2 separate regions of the Homo sapiens genome follow, and region 2 is linked to region 1. A link is a contact called in ENCODE Hi-C or POLR2A ChIA-PET data. All regions are on one chromosome and are shown on one strand. The core of a region is the stretch at or near the end of the contact, and the rest is flanking DNA. Distances in the headings are between cores, read along the strand shown. Region 1 overlaps NEXN (nexilin F-actin binding protein). Region 2 has its middle 34 kb from the start of ADGRL4.

Region 1 (6,852 bases), core at 4,306-6,805:
CTGAAAAGTAATTGTCTAAAGTCAACACAAATACTATGTGGCAAAGCTGGGATTCAAACTTCAAAATATTTCTAATAAGATTATAGGCCGGGCACAGTGGCTCATGCCTGTAATCCCAGCACTTTGGGAGGCCAAGGCAGGTGGATCATGAGGTCAGGAGTTCGAGACCAGCCTGACTAACATGGTGAAACCCCGTCTCTACTAAAAATACAAAAATTAGCCAGGTGTGGTGGTGGGCGCCTGTAATCCCAGCTACTGGGGAGGCTGAGGCAGGAGAATCACGTGAACCCAGGAGGTGGAAGTTGCAGTGAGCCGAGATTGCACCATTGTACTCCAGCCTGGGTGACAGCGAGACTCCATCTCAAAAAAAACAAAAGATTATAGGCCGGGCGCGGTATAACATAACCCTCTGGCCTGAACTGTGACTCTGTGGTTGAAATACACACAGGGGAATGAGAGAGGCAAGGGGTATTATTCATTTGCTCCAAGTTTTATCAAGGTAATCCAGGCTTTACCACAGAACTATTTCAACTCAGAAACAATGTTTAAGTGGTTTACAATTCAAAGATTGCCTGAAATTTTTAAATTTTACATATGCATGAACTAAGCTATGGTATGAAATTACAATACTTATTCCTGGATAAATTACAATACTTATTTGTGGATAAGAAAACAATATAAATGTAAGAGGAAGGTTTTCTCTCTTCTCTTTAGAAATGTCTTTAGGAAACTTGGTTTTGTTTTAATGCAGTTTTCTCGCCTGCATTTTTTCCGCTAGTGAATCATGGTAAAAAGGCAGTATTGGCCTACAAATCTGCCCCAAGGACTAGGTCTAGTAATCTTCACAGTTACTTCTCTTCTACCGCTTCTTTTTTTTTTTTTTTTTTTTTTTTTTTTTGAGACGGAGTCTCACTCTGTCCCCCAGGCTGGAGTGCAGTGGCGAGATCTTGGCTCACTGCAAGCTCCGCCTCCCAGGTTCATGCGATTCTCCTGCCTCAGCCTCTGAGTAGCTGGGACTACAGGTGCCCGCCAACACGCCCGGCTAATTTTTTTTTTTTTTTTTTTTTTTTTTTTTTTTTGTATTTTTAGTAGAGACGGGGTTTCAACATGTTAGCCAGGATGGTCTCGATCTCCTGACCTCGTGATCCGCCCGCCTCGGCCTCCCAAAGTGCTGGGATTACAGGCGTGAGCCACCGCGCCCGGCTTCTTCTACCGCTTCTAAACCTGCTTATTCTCCAAAAATTAAGTGCATTCACAACGTCTGTAGGACTTCTATGTAGAAACCATTTATGAATCAGGGATTACCTACTGCACGTAAGATTTCAATATCACTTGTTCCATCAACATTTATTGGAGGTCTGCTACGCTAAGCATTGTGCCACATGTTTGATGAACAGTCTTGGCCTCATGGAGTGGAAAAGACAGCCATAAGTGGTAACAATACAGGATTAGCGCTATGATAGAAGAGTACTAAATGCTGTAAGAATTCATGGAAGGTGTTTATTATCAGGAAAGGCTTTCCAGAGGAAATGGAAAGTTATGAATTGGAGTTAGCAGAGCATAGGGAAAGGAGTGAGGGACATCTTTCAGACAGTGTGAAGGCTGAGTCTCACTTTGAAGAAATACAAACAAATTCAGCATATTTGGAACAAAGAGCAGATTCAGGAAGAATCAAGAAATGAAACGAGAGCAATATACAAGAGCAAGACTATAAAGAAATTTGTTTTAGAAGTTTTTGGATTTTTGCTTAAGAAAAGTGGGGAAATATTAAGCAAAACAGTAACAAAACACAATCAAAATTTCTTTCTTTTTAAAGATCACTCCTGGCCTTACAGGAAAGAATAGGTTACAGGTAAGAAAGCAAGTTAATGAGGAGTTGGCCCCAGGCAAGTTGTAACAGTAACTTGGATTATAGTAGTGGCGGTGAAAATGGGGGGAAAACTGACAGATTTCATAGTGATTTAGGAGGTAGAATAAACGAGACTTAGTGACTGGTTGGACATCAGGCATGAATAAGAAGATGGAAGTGTTTCAGGCTTCCACGTTTCTGATTTGAGTATCTGTGTGGGCAATAAAGCCAAATAAACACTTGGACATATGTGTGTGATGCTCACCCATACAGAGGAAGAAAACCAGGTTACGATATCACCAAAGCTAATTACAGTGTTTCAAGAAGGAGATGCAGTGCTCTAGTCTCAAATTGCTTCAAAATTGTTTGTCAGATAACTGTACATTGTACAAACATAAAACTGGTATAGGAAGTACAGTCATAACCTTGTGACAGTTAAGTTAGGTATCAATTTCCAGGAGTGATGAGTGAGCATTTTGAAGAGAGAAATAATTCTGATTAAATGACTCAGGTCATTTAATATATAGTAGGTGGGATGAAAACTGAAAGAAGGAAAGGAAGGAAATAAAGGAATGAAGGAGGGAGAAAGGGAGTATGGGAAGGAGGTGGCGAAAGAATGGAGAGGAAGAAAGAAAAGTTGAGGGAGGAAACTCCCTACTTCTTCTTCTTCCTTGGATACTTAGTTCTGGAAAACATGCCTTCCCAGAGAAGGGAGATAATATTCCATCCTTTGTGCCAAGCATGGCAATTTAAAGCAGAATCTTCTGAACACTAAATTGAAGCAAATACCTTCAACCAACTGGTGTTATTCCATGGGAGACTTTAAAACATATTTGCCATTTCTACTCTTGGCACAGTTTCCAGAAATAATAGGGTATTCTCTAAAGTCTAATGATTCTATTAACATATTCTCAAAGGTGAATTCTAATAGCATTCTCCAGTTAGCTTCTGTCTTACCATATTTCTCCTTGCTTCAGCAAACGCCTTCTTTTCTTCCTCTATTCTCCTTCTGGCTTCTTCTTCTGCTTTCCTTTTTTCATCTTCTCTTCTTTGCCTTTCCATTTCTTCAAAACTGAGTTTGAGTTTACCAGGGCGGTACCCTTTAAAAATTTTTGCTGTGTCTTGGTTTTCCTCATCTTCATTTACCTAACCAAATAAACAATTCATTACTAAGAATTGAGGTTCATCAGAAAAAGGAATGAATTATTAATCAAAAGGCACAGAATTAGCCACTATCACACAGGAGTTTCAATGCCCTTAATATACTTGACCTAAATCCCCTTCCTTTTTAATGTCTTCTATGATAAAATATTCAAATTTGGAGAAATTCCATATAAAGATGTACTCAGGTTAAATAAAACTTCTCAAATAAGCCAAATTTCTATAGATAAAATTGAATATTAAAACATTTTTAGCCAGGTGTTGTGGCGGCTCACGCCTGTAATTCCAGAACTTTAGGAGGCAGGAGGATCACTTGAACCCAGGAGTTCAAGACCAGCCTGGGCAACATAGCAAGACTTCGTCTCTACTAAAAACCAAAAAACACATTATAGCCAGTGTGGTGGTGTGTGCCTGTAGTCCCAGCTACTCGAGAAGCTGAGGTGGGAGGATCCCTTGAGCCCAGTAGGTTGAGGCTGCAGTGAGGGGTTACTGTTGAGTATTAACTTTCCCAGAACAAATATAAAATGCGTATGTGTGTACTATAATTGGGGTTCAAGTATATCTACACAGAATCTCTTTGGTAGTAAAATAATGTTCTCATTTTGTAATTTTTGTATTTTTTTTTTTACTGTGAACTATGGTACCTTATACTAATCAGATAAAAGATTATTATCTAGAACTATTTTATGTAAAATTCCAGCTTTATGATTTTATCATTAAAGGTTTATTATTAAATTTACTATAATATCAATTGAAATGTATTATTTATTTAACAATACTATTTCTTTATTAAGTTGACCACCAGAAATATCTAAAATGTGCAGATATTATGCAGCTATACCCGAGTAATAACATTTTCAAATAAATGTCTAGAAAATTAAATTTTTATATATATAATTCTTAGAACATCATTCAAGAAAGCTGATCAAGAAAGTTCTGTAACTTTAAAATTACAAATATTCCATTTTTAGATCCTTTTTTTTTTTTTTTGAGACAGGGTCTCACTCTGTCACCCAGGCTGGAGTCCAGTGGCTCATTCATAGTTCGCCGTAGCCTTGATTTCCCGGGCTCAAGCAATCCTCTCGCCTCAGCACCCGGGGAGCTTGGACTACAGGTCTGTGCCACCACACCTGGCTAATTTTTGTATTTGTTTTTGTAGAGACATGGTTTCCACATGTTGCTCAGGCTGGTCTCAAACTCCTGGGCTCAAGGGATCTGCCTGCCTCAGCCTTCCAAAGTGCTGAGATTACAGGCATGGCCACCATGCCTGGCGCATTTTTAAATCTTAAAACGAGGTTTGGAATCAGTGTTTTCTTATTTCAGTTTTACTTTCTGTTGATAAATCTATTAATACCATAGTAATAATTAACATTTTCAAAGAACTTAGTATATGTAACAAACACCATTTTAAGTGCTTCCTAGATATTAACTTGTTTAACCATTTAAGAAATAGGCATTGAAAAAAAATCCAAGTCATTGTGGAAGTTAAAAAAAAAAAGAAGTAGGCGCTTTCATTTTTACCATTTTAAAAATGAAGAAACTAAGAGAGATTTAATTAATTAACACAGCGAGAGATTAAAACAGTTGTCCATGGTTACACAGTTAGTAAATGGCTGATATCTGAATCTAGACAATCTGGCCCCACAATCCATGCTCTTAACCACACTACACACACACACACACACACACACACACACAGACACACACACACAGAGGCATGCACACAAATATGCACACACATACACTTAATAGGACAAACTGCATATTCCACCGTAAACTGTTATTTTGATATGTTCAAACAGTTGAAAAACTGGACTGCTGAGGACAAGTTTACACTTATAATCAGTCCCGCACCCATGTCATTAAGTACTTTGCAGATTGAACTAACAGATGAAGGAAACCAGGTTCATTGAGTAATTATTTTGCATATTTATACATTAATAACAATGTATAAAAATAAAAATTTAAAGCATATTGGGTAAAATGCCCCAGAGTGAAAACTGGAAAACAGTATGGATTTTTTTTTTTGAGACAGTCTCATTCTGTTACCCAGGCTGGAGTGCAATGGCGTGATCTCAGCTCACTGCAACCTCCATCGCCTAAGTTCAAGTGATTCTCGTGCCTTAGCCTCCCAAGCAGCTGGGATTACAGGGATTTCACAGTGTTGGCCAGGCTGGTTTCAAACTCCTGACCTCAGGTGATCTACCCACCTTGGCCTCCCAAAGTGCTGGGATTACAGCATGAGCCACCGTGCCTAGCCTAGATGTATTTTATATATGAAATATGAATACAATTAGAAAATCAGCCCTTCTATATGTAAAATCTCTTTGAATTTGTAGTAGTAAACCTTATCTTAAGTCGGCTAACTTCATTAATATTAATTGTAAGGTTTAAATATGTAGATTTACCATTTGCCGCCTTGCTTCTTCAAAAGCACGCTTCTCTTCTTCTAAACGTTTTCTTGCTTCCTCTTCAGCTTGCTTCTTTCGGTTTTCTTGTCTTTGTCGCTCCAGTTCTTCAAAAGTTAGTTTCAATTTTCCGGGAGAAAGTGATTCTTTTTTTGCTTCACTTTCTATTTCATCATCCTAAGAAAACGTTATGAAAACCCACCTTTTAGTCATAAAGGAAAATGCTGCTAACTTAAACTGCCTTGATTTGTTTCTTAGAAAACAAACAAACAAAAATTTACCATAACTAATGAAAGACACTTTGCTTCCTTGAGAGATGGTCGTTGTTCTTCATATCTTATTCTTTTATCTTCCTCGTACTTGATCCTTTCTTTCTCTTCACGTTCTTTTTCTAGATCCTCAAAATTCTTTTTCATTTTTCCAGATGTTTTATATGATTTGACAGGTACCACAGTTATAAGTAGTGAATCATCTCCTTCCTATTTTATAAAATAGATAATTAGCCTATTTCTTCTTAATCAAAATTGGGTTTCATGGGACTTTACCTCCATCATAGGTGAATTTCATTACACTGTCATCAATGTTATTATGAAGAACATTTTTTTACAGATTATTATTAAATATCTCCTACTCTAAATTCTTTGTGCATTATGAGTTAATCTTGCTGAAATCCATTGCTGACGAGGTTCAAGAAGCATTCTATTTCCTAGAAGATGGAGTTAATACAGCTGTTTGGATAACGAAACTGCAGTGACATTGCCTGAATTAAGCTATTTGTGCACTAATCCACAAAATGTGCATGTGAATATACTCTAAATCAATTTGATGGTGGATAGATTCAGTTTAAACAAAAAAAAGTTTCCTCATATGATTTTTCTCTCTATGCAAGCTTTTAAATACTTAATGAAACCAGTATTTAGTGAGAAAAAAACACAGTATTTCCAAGTGATTTATTAAACATTTATATATATTATAGATAAACTCTCTGGTATTTGATTGTATTAAAATATTTTAAAATTATTATTTAATTCATTTTAATTATATAATCTGTTGTTGCCTCTGACTTTTTTAAAAACTAAGAAGAGTGGTGAAATGAAACACATGGCCCTGAGATAAAATTGCTCCCAATTTATGGGCTGTAGTTTTGGGCACACCATCAAATTGAAAGATTTTTAACTTATTCTGTTAGATAAAAGGGATGACTAAAATTTTTGTGGTTGTTGAACATTTCTTCTTGGTAACAGATACTGCACTCTGTACTATTATATAAAAACCAAAACATAAACTCTCAGGAACTCTGAGGAAAGAAGACAAATGATGAAAATAAAATTGCCTTTTTATAAATGTTAGCGTTCAACAATCTCAGCTGTTAGTAACAGTTCAAAAAATACGTTGTCTTGGCAGAGTATCTCAAACTGAGACTAATAAGGCTTG
Region 2 (6,852 bases), core at 1,726-4,225, 1.1 Mb before region 1:
GAGGGGGTGCAGAGCAGAGAGCAAGGAAAAAATTCCTGATGCCTTAATCAACAAACTTGCCTCCCTTTGCCTTGTGTTCCATCACTTGGAGCAGTTTGTCAGTTGGCAGAATGAAGAAGTAATTCACAGATTCTGCACATTCCAGTCATAATCACAGGAATGAATTCGGGACTTCCTAAGATTTCACTGAGGAGATGCAACTTTGCATAACCCATGCGGAAATTCATTTCATCTGTTTTCATTTTATTCTATCTATCGTGTATTTTTGATGACGAAATGGGAAAGAAAAAATGAAATTCTATCATACGAATTTCTGTTAAATATCATTTTAGCTATCAGTTGTCACACCTGCTATTTGATGCATTTCAGTCAATTGACACAATTATATATTTTTGCAACCTATATCATTTTCTGAAGCCTTATTTATTTTACAGTAAATCCAATTTATTTTATTCAAATATCTTAACAGATACCAAATATTTGTTTCTCATATGTTTAAATATTTTTCAGTATAAATCTGCAAGGTATTGAATAATATGCCTCTTTTTAAGCTAAAATGAGTCACTATTTTTTATAATGTCATGACAGCTCTGAAGGCTCTCTTTAGAAACATCCAGGTCAGCACATGCACTTAGATTTTCTAATTTTTATTTTTATTATACACAAATTACAGTTGCATATAATTATAGAAGTGGTGTTCCGCTTTTTTAATACAACATGGAAAGAGTAAATTAAGCTAATTAACTTCAAATATTTAACATTTGTTGACGAACACATTAGAAATTTACTCTCAGCAACATTGAAACATAAAGGACTCAATTATCAGCTATATTCACCAAGCTGTGCAATTCACCTAAAAAAAAATAAAACATATCCCTCCTTACTGAGGCTTTGTACCCTTTGACTGTAATCCTCCCATTCCCCCACAGCCCAGTTGCTAGTAACTACCATCCTACTTTTTGGTTCTGTGACTTCTATTGTTTTAGGTTCCACATATAAGTGAAAATATGTGGTATTTGACTTCCTGTATTTGGCTTATTTCACTTAGCGTAATGTTTGCCCATTCCATCCATATGAATTTCAGGACGTTTTTGAGGCTTCTTTTTATCTCTTCACAAGCTCCTCTTAAGTTCTGAAGCTCTATCAATCTTCTACAGTTAGTTCAGTATCAGTTACCTCCAGAATTCTATTATTAGACTGATATATCCATTTCATTTTTAGTACCAAATATACATATATTTATATATAATCCCATACAGGATTAATCTCTCTTAAATACAACATAAACATAAACAAAAGCAGATTTTAAAAGATGAAATAAAGATACAATGAACAATATTTTACGGCTTCCTTATTGAGATGGCTTTAGAACATCATTATCTTTATTCTTGAGTGACATTAATAAGTAATGATAGCATATTATGTAAAAATCTTGTTTCAAAAAGGGATCTTGAAAGTTTAGGTTTTTGGCTAAATTTTTGTTAAATCTGATGAGTCACTGTTTTTACCTCTAAATGACTCATGCTGGAAATAGCAGAAGTATTAGCATCCCACTTTCAAAATGAGCTGTCTACACACACACACATACACACACACTCATGTGTGTATGTATATATATATATATATATATATATATGCACACACACACACACAATACTAGGTTATTCGTGTGTACTTTTATGAAGATGGTTTTTCAGTCAAACTTCTGACAATTCTACCTAAACAGGAATTTCTCATTTAGATGCTGAAAACAAAAATACTTCTTTGTGTTAATTTCCATTCACATATATTGTAATTTCTTTATGATTGGCCTTAAGTAATTTAGAAAATATTTTTCTCTTAATTTATTTAAATATTTGCTAGGTTAAGTAGTTTAAATGTATGATTTATTGGAAACAATTAAGATGGCCAGGCATGGTGACTCACGTCCCTAATCCAAGTGCTATGGGAGGCCAAAGTGAGAGGGTTGCTTGGAGTTTAAGACCATCCTAGGCAACAAAGCAACACCCCATCTCTACAAAAAATAAAATTACAAAATTGTCTGGGCATGGCGGCATGCACTTCTAGTTCTAGCTACTTGGGCATCTGAGATGGGAAGATCCCTTGAGCCCAGGAGTTCGAGGCTGCAGTGAGCTATGACCACACCACTGCACTCCAGCCTTGGTGACAGAGAAAGACTGTACAAATAAATACATATAATTAAGATGATTTCCTGGACTTTTGTTTCTACACTTGCGTTATGTCTTATTCAGATCTCTCTCTTTGGCTGCATCATTTGATAAAAGAAAAGAAAGAATAAAAGAGAATGCAATCTCCTAACAGAGGGATCCCTTTTGGATTTTTCCTGCCAAATATATTTTAATATTATGGTAAAGTTGTATTTAGTAAAAAATATTTTATGTCATTCATTACTCAACATTCACTTATTAAAATATATTTGAATGCATAATATTTTTGAGCACTATTCTGGATAATGTAGATGTCTTTTTTAAGAGTTGGTATCTGCTTCCTTCCTTTATATAGTAACTCTGGGTCTTAAATTAACTGAATTGACAGGGTTCCACCCAAATTTCCTCTGGCAGCTTTTTCTTTTAAACCTACTGCAAATACAATTTCTTCAAGTCAATAGAAAATAGGTAGTCCTTATCAACCACAAATAATTACTTAACTGTGTATGAGCAGGCACATAAGGGTCAGTCCCCACCCTCAAAGCCTGAGTTTAGAATAAATCCTGGAAATAGTGCTCAGTTTATCAGGGAATATGAAAGTTGACATTTCTATAGTTAACATGCTTTGTCTCTGGTACTGACAGAAGAAAAGAAAAGACTGATCTAATCATTCCACTGTTCCAAATTACATCATAGATAGTGACTTAAAATGAAAACATACTTCATAGACCTACTCTGTAAGGTTTCTATTTCGTGCTGTGACAAAGTATTTAGGGACTGCAAATGACAGATGTGAAGTACATTAGCGAAATGAATAGTTACATCGTCCCACCAGAGGAAGCACTTTTTTTTATCACAACAATTTATCATGAAAGAGGTGGTGATTTAAGAGAAAACATTGAAACGAAAGTACGTATTGCAAAGGAAGTTAGCAAATTGAAATTATGACTAAAACACTAGTAAGCAGAAGCTTTTGTAAATGCTTTGGAAGAGCATTTTTGTGACTGATTTTAATACGTTGAAATTAAACTGTATTACTTAAAAGGTGAATAAGTGAAAAAATGTACAAGTCTCAGAGTACCTCATGTCAAAGGAAAGAAGGAAGCTTAACCGCGACTTAGATATTACTTGCATATTTCGCTCACTGGCTTTAGAGTATCATTACCTGTATTCTTGAGTGAGATTAGTAATGAATGTAAGTATATTATGTAAAGCGTTGTTTCAAAAAGAGAGCTTGAAAATTTTTTTTTTGGTTAAATTTTTGGTTAGATCTGATTAGACTGTCACTATTTTTACCTTATAAGACTATTGATACTTGAAATAGTAGAACTATCATCATTCCACTTTCAAAACCAGCAGCCTTTCTCTCTCTCTCTCTCTCTCTCTCTACACACACACACACACACACACACACACACACACACACACACAGAGTTATTATTATGTATTTCATGAAGATAGCTTATCAACCAAACTTCTGAGTGGGTAGAATCTTGCCTAAACAGGAATTTCTCAGTTGGTTGCTGAAAATAAAGTACCCATACATGTATATTTTGATGTGCATATATTTTAATTTATTTAGTTGTAATTAGCCCTCAATGTTTTTAAAACTGTTGCTCTCTTAATTTAAGTAAATTAAGAATCATTTAACTTTTTTTGGATCATTCAACTGATATTGTGGCAAATACTGAATTTCCACTGCCTAAGTATCTGGTAAATATTTTTTTCATTCCATTCAAACATTTTAGAAATAAATACAAGTCTAAGTTCAGAATCTAAATGCTTAAAAAGCAGATAAATTTGATTAATTCTATTTTATTTTATTTTCTTTGCTTATCAATAGCTATTAATGTTTAGAAAGTGTTATTTCAAGGCCATGTGTGTTCAAGAAGACCTCTAGAGACAAATGTGTATAATAAGTTATTATAAATGCCAAAATTACAAAAGGGAAACCTGATTTTGAGACAGGAGATTTGGGTGTAGATGCAGGGAACCAAAGGCTGTTTCACACCAACTTCATAGAACTGAATTGAAAGGAAAACTCTCACTTTTCACACCTAAGTAACAAAAGGACCAGGGGCTACTCCCTTTGCGAACCCCATTTTTTTCTGCGTGGCAGATGAGAAATTGGCTGTCCCCAGCAAATCAGACTGATTGCAGGTGGAATCTTCCTTTGCAGCTTTGTAACTTCACTCCAGCCTCTGAATGGTTGCTGTCCACAACCGATCAGATTGATTGTGGTGAGCCTTCATTTGCATGCAATGTATAACTTTGTAACTTCACACTAGCCTCTGATGGTTGCTTCTTGCAACCAATGAGATGTTTGCACAGGAGTGTGACCTTGGCAACTTCATTTCAGCCTCTGGTTGGCTGCTTTCTGCAACCAATCAGACTGATTGTGGGCTACCACTTCATTTACATGAGGTGAGCATGAAGTGGCCAATGGGAAACTTCTAGGGGGTATTTGCACCCAAGAAGATTCTCTATCCTGGCCCTTGAGCCATTGCTCGGGTCTGCTCCCACACTGTGGAGTGTACTTTTGTTTTCAATAAATCCCTGCTTTCATTCTTCTGCTGCTTCATTCTTTCTTTGCTTTGCGGGGCATTATGTCCAATTCTTTGTTCAAAACGCCAAGGAACTGGACAACTTGCAGTCACAACCCACTACTGGTGACACTTTGGACAGAGGAAAGTCAATTTTTCAATCTTTCACAAACTTTACTGCATGTAAAGAACCTCCTCTACAAGGCTCTTAAGACACAGAAATGGAAAGATACAGCTCAGAAACTTGGGAGGTCACTTTAAAAAAATGAGGTAGTTAACATACAATTTCAATACAGCACAGATATGCTGTAATAAAAGTATTTTTAATATGCTGTGAAAGAAGAATAAAGTGCCTCAATCTGTGAGAAATTTGTAGGCAAATCAGCCCAGAGAAGGAAATCTATAGGTACGTTGCCAGGACATAGAAGTTTCCCAAAGCAGAAACCAACCCTACCCAGCCCAAGTTGGAAGGGTGAATACAGCCAGTCAGGATACTTCTATTTTTCTGATCAGTCATTGCATTAGGAATGGCTGCATTAAATGATACAGGACAACATTAGAAGAAATATGTAGGCAGAAAGGTCCTGGGAAAAGTTCAGGAGAAACCTAAAAATGTGCACATATTTTCAGAAAATGTGCAAAACTTGGGGAGGTTGCTTTAACTGAAAACGGTCCAAAGCTTACTCAGAGTTACATTTTGCATTTGCAAGCTAAATGACTTAACTTTTCTCATTGATCAAAATAATAGAGTGTGTGTGTGTGTGTGTGTGTGTGTGTGTGTGTGTGTGTGTGTGTTAGTCTGTTCTCACATTGGTCTTGCTATAGACCTACCTACCTGAGACTGAGTAACTTGTAAAAAAGAAAAAAAGAGGTTTCATTGACTCACAGTTCCACAAGCTGTACAGGAAGCATGGCTTGGAGACCTCAGGAAACTTATAATCATGACAGAAGGCAAAAGGGAAACAGTCAAGTCTTACATGGCTGGAGAAGGAGAAAGAGACAGGGGAGGAGGTGCTACACACCTTTAAACAACAAGATCTTATGAGAACGCATTCACTATCACAAGAATAGCAAGGGGGAAGTCTGCCTCCATGATCCAATCACCTCCCACTAGGCCCTTCCTCTAACATTGGGAATTACGATTTGACATGAGATTTGTGCAGGGTCACAAATCCAAACCATATGATTCTGCACTTGGCAATTCCCAAATTTCACATCTTTCTCACATTGCAAAATACAATTTTAACTCTTCAATAGTCCCCAATTCTTACCTTATTTCAGCATTAACTCAAAGTCTCATCTGAGACAAGTTAAGTCCCTTCTGCCTATGAGACTGTTAATCTGAAGAGTTAGTGACTTCCAAGGTACAATGAGGGTATAGGCATTGGGTACATATTCCCTCTCCAAAAGGAGAAATCAGCCAAAACAAAGTGTTACAGGCCCCATGAAAGTTCACAATCCAGCCAAGCAATCATTAAATCTTAAAGCTCCATAGTAACCTCCTTTGACTCCATGTCTCATATCCAGGCCACACTGATGCAAGAGGTGGGATTCCAAGCTCTGGGGAAATTTTGCCCCTGTGGCTCTGCAGGGCTCAGATCCCAAGCTTGCTCTCAAGGCCTGCCATTGAGTGTCCATAGCTCTTCTAGGCACACAGTGCAAACTCTCAGTGGATCTACCATTCTGGGGTCTGGAGGATGGTGACCCTCTTCCCACAGCTCCACTAGGCAGGTTCCCCAGTGGGGACTCTGTATGTGGGCTCGAATCCCACATTTCCCCTCTTCACTGCCCTAGTAGAGGTTCTCTATGAGGGCTCCACCTCTGCAGCAGACTTCTGCCTGAACATCCAGGCATTTTTCATACATCCTTCAGGCTCTAGGCAGAGGCTTCCAAGCCTCAACTCTTGCCCTTTTCACACCTGCAGGTTTAACAACACATGGAAGCCACCAATGCTTATGGCTTGAACCCTCTGCAGCAGTGGCCTGCGATGTATCTGGGGCCCTCTTAGCTACTGCAGGAGCTGGAACAGCTGGGATGCAGGGAGCAGTGTCCCAAGGTTGTGCAGGGCAGTGGGGCCCTCTGCCCAACCCATGAAACTGTTCTTCCCTCCTAGGCCACTGGACCTGTGACTGAAGAGACTG

What was found. Hi-C counts contacts between places; a loop is a spot of excess contacts on that map. ChIA-PET counts read pairs that join two places held with the same protein, here RNA polymerase II (POLR2A). Pooled maps may share reads with other maps.
Region 2: a loop to region 1 is called in a map with no recorded cell type, with 6 times the contacts of the local background. The contact joins two enhancer-like sites. A Hi-C loop is called at or near these places in 1 of 37 single-sample maps with no recorded cell type and 2 of 50 pooled maps. POLR2A ChIA-PET finds 5 or more read pairs at or near these places in 1 of 52 experiments (PC-9).

Annotation. Positions count from the first base shown.
Region 1 is chr1:77,925,459-77,932,310 of GRCh38, reverse strand. NEXN (nexilin F-actin binding protein) reads right to left here. Exons shown (of 13, transcript NM_144573.4): 7 at 5,700-5,897; 8 at 5,419-5,595; 9 at 2,807-2,995. Among named protein-coding and RNA genes, the nearest start is that of NEXN-AS1, 39 kb to the right of the region's middle. Within about 2 kb of position 5,555, at least 3 of the 41 ENCODE cell types and tissues checked have a DNase peak (open chromatin) inside an H3K27ac peak, as active enhancers do.
Region 2 is chr1:79,036,959-79,043,810 of GRCh38, reverse strand. No RefSeq gene overlaps it. Among named protein-coding and RNA genes, the nearest start is that of ADGRL4, 34 kb to the right of the region's middle. Within about 2 kb of position 2,975, at least 2 of the 41 ENCODE cell types and tissues checked have a DNase peak (open chromatin) inside an H3K27ac peak, as active enhancers do.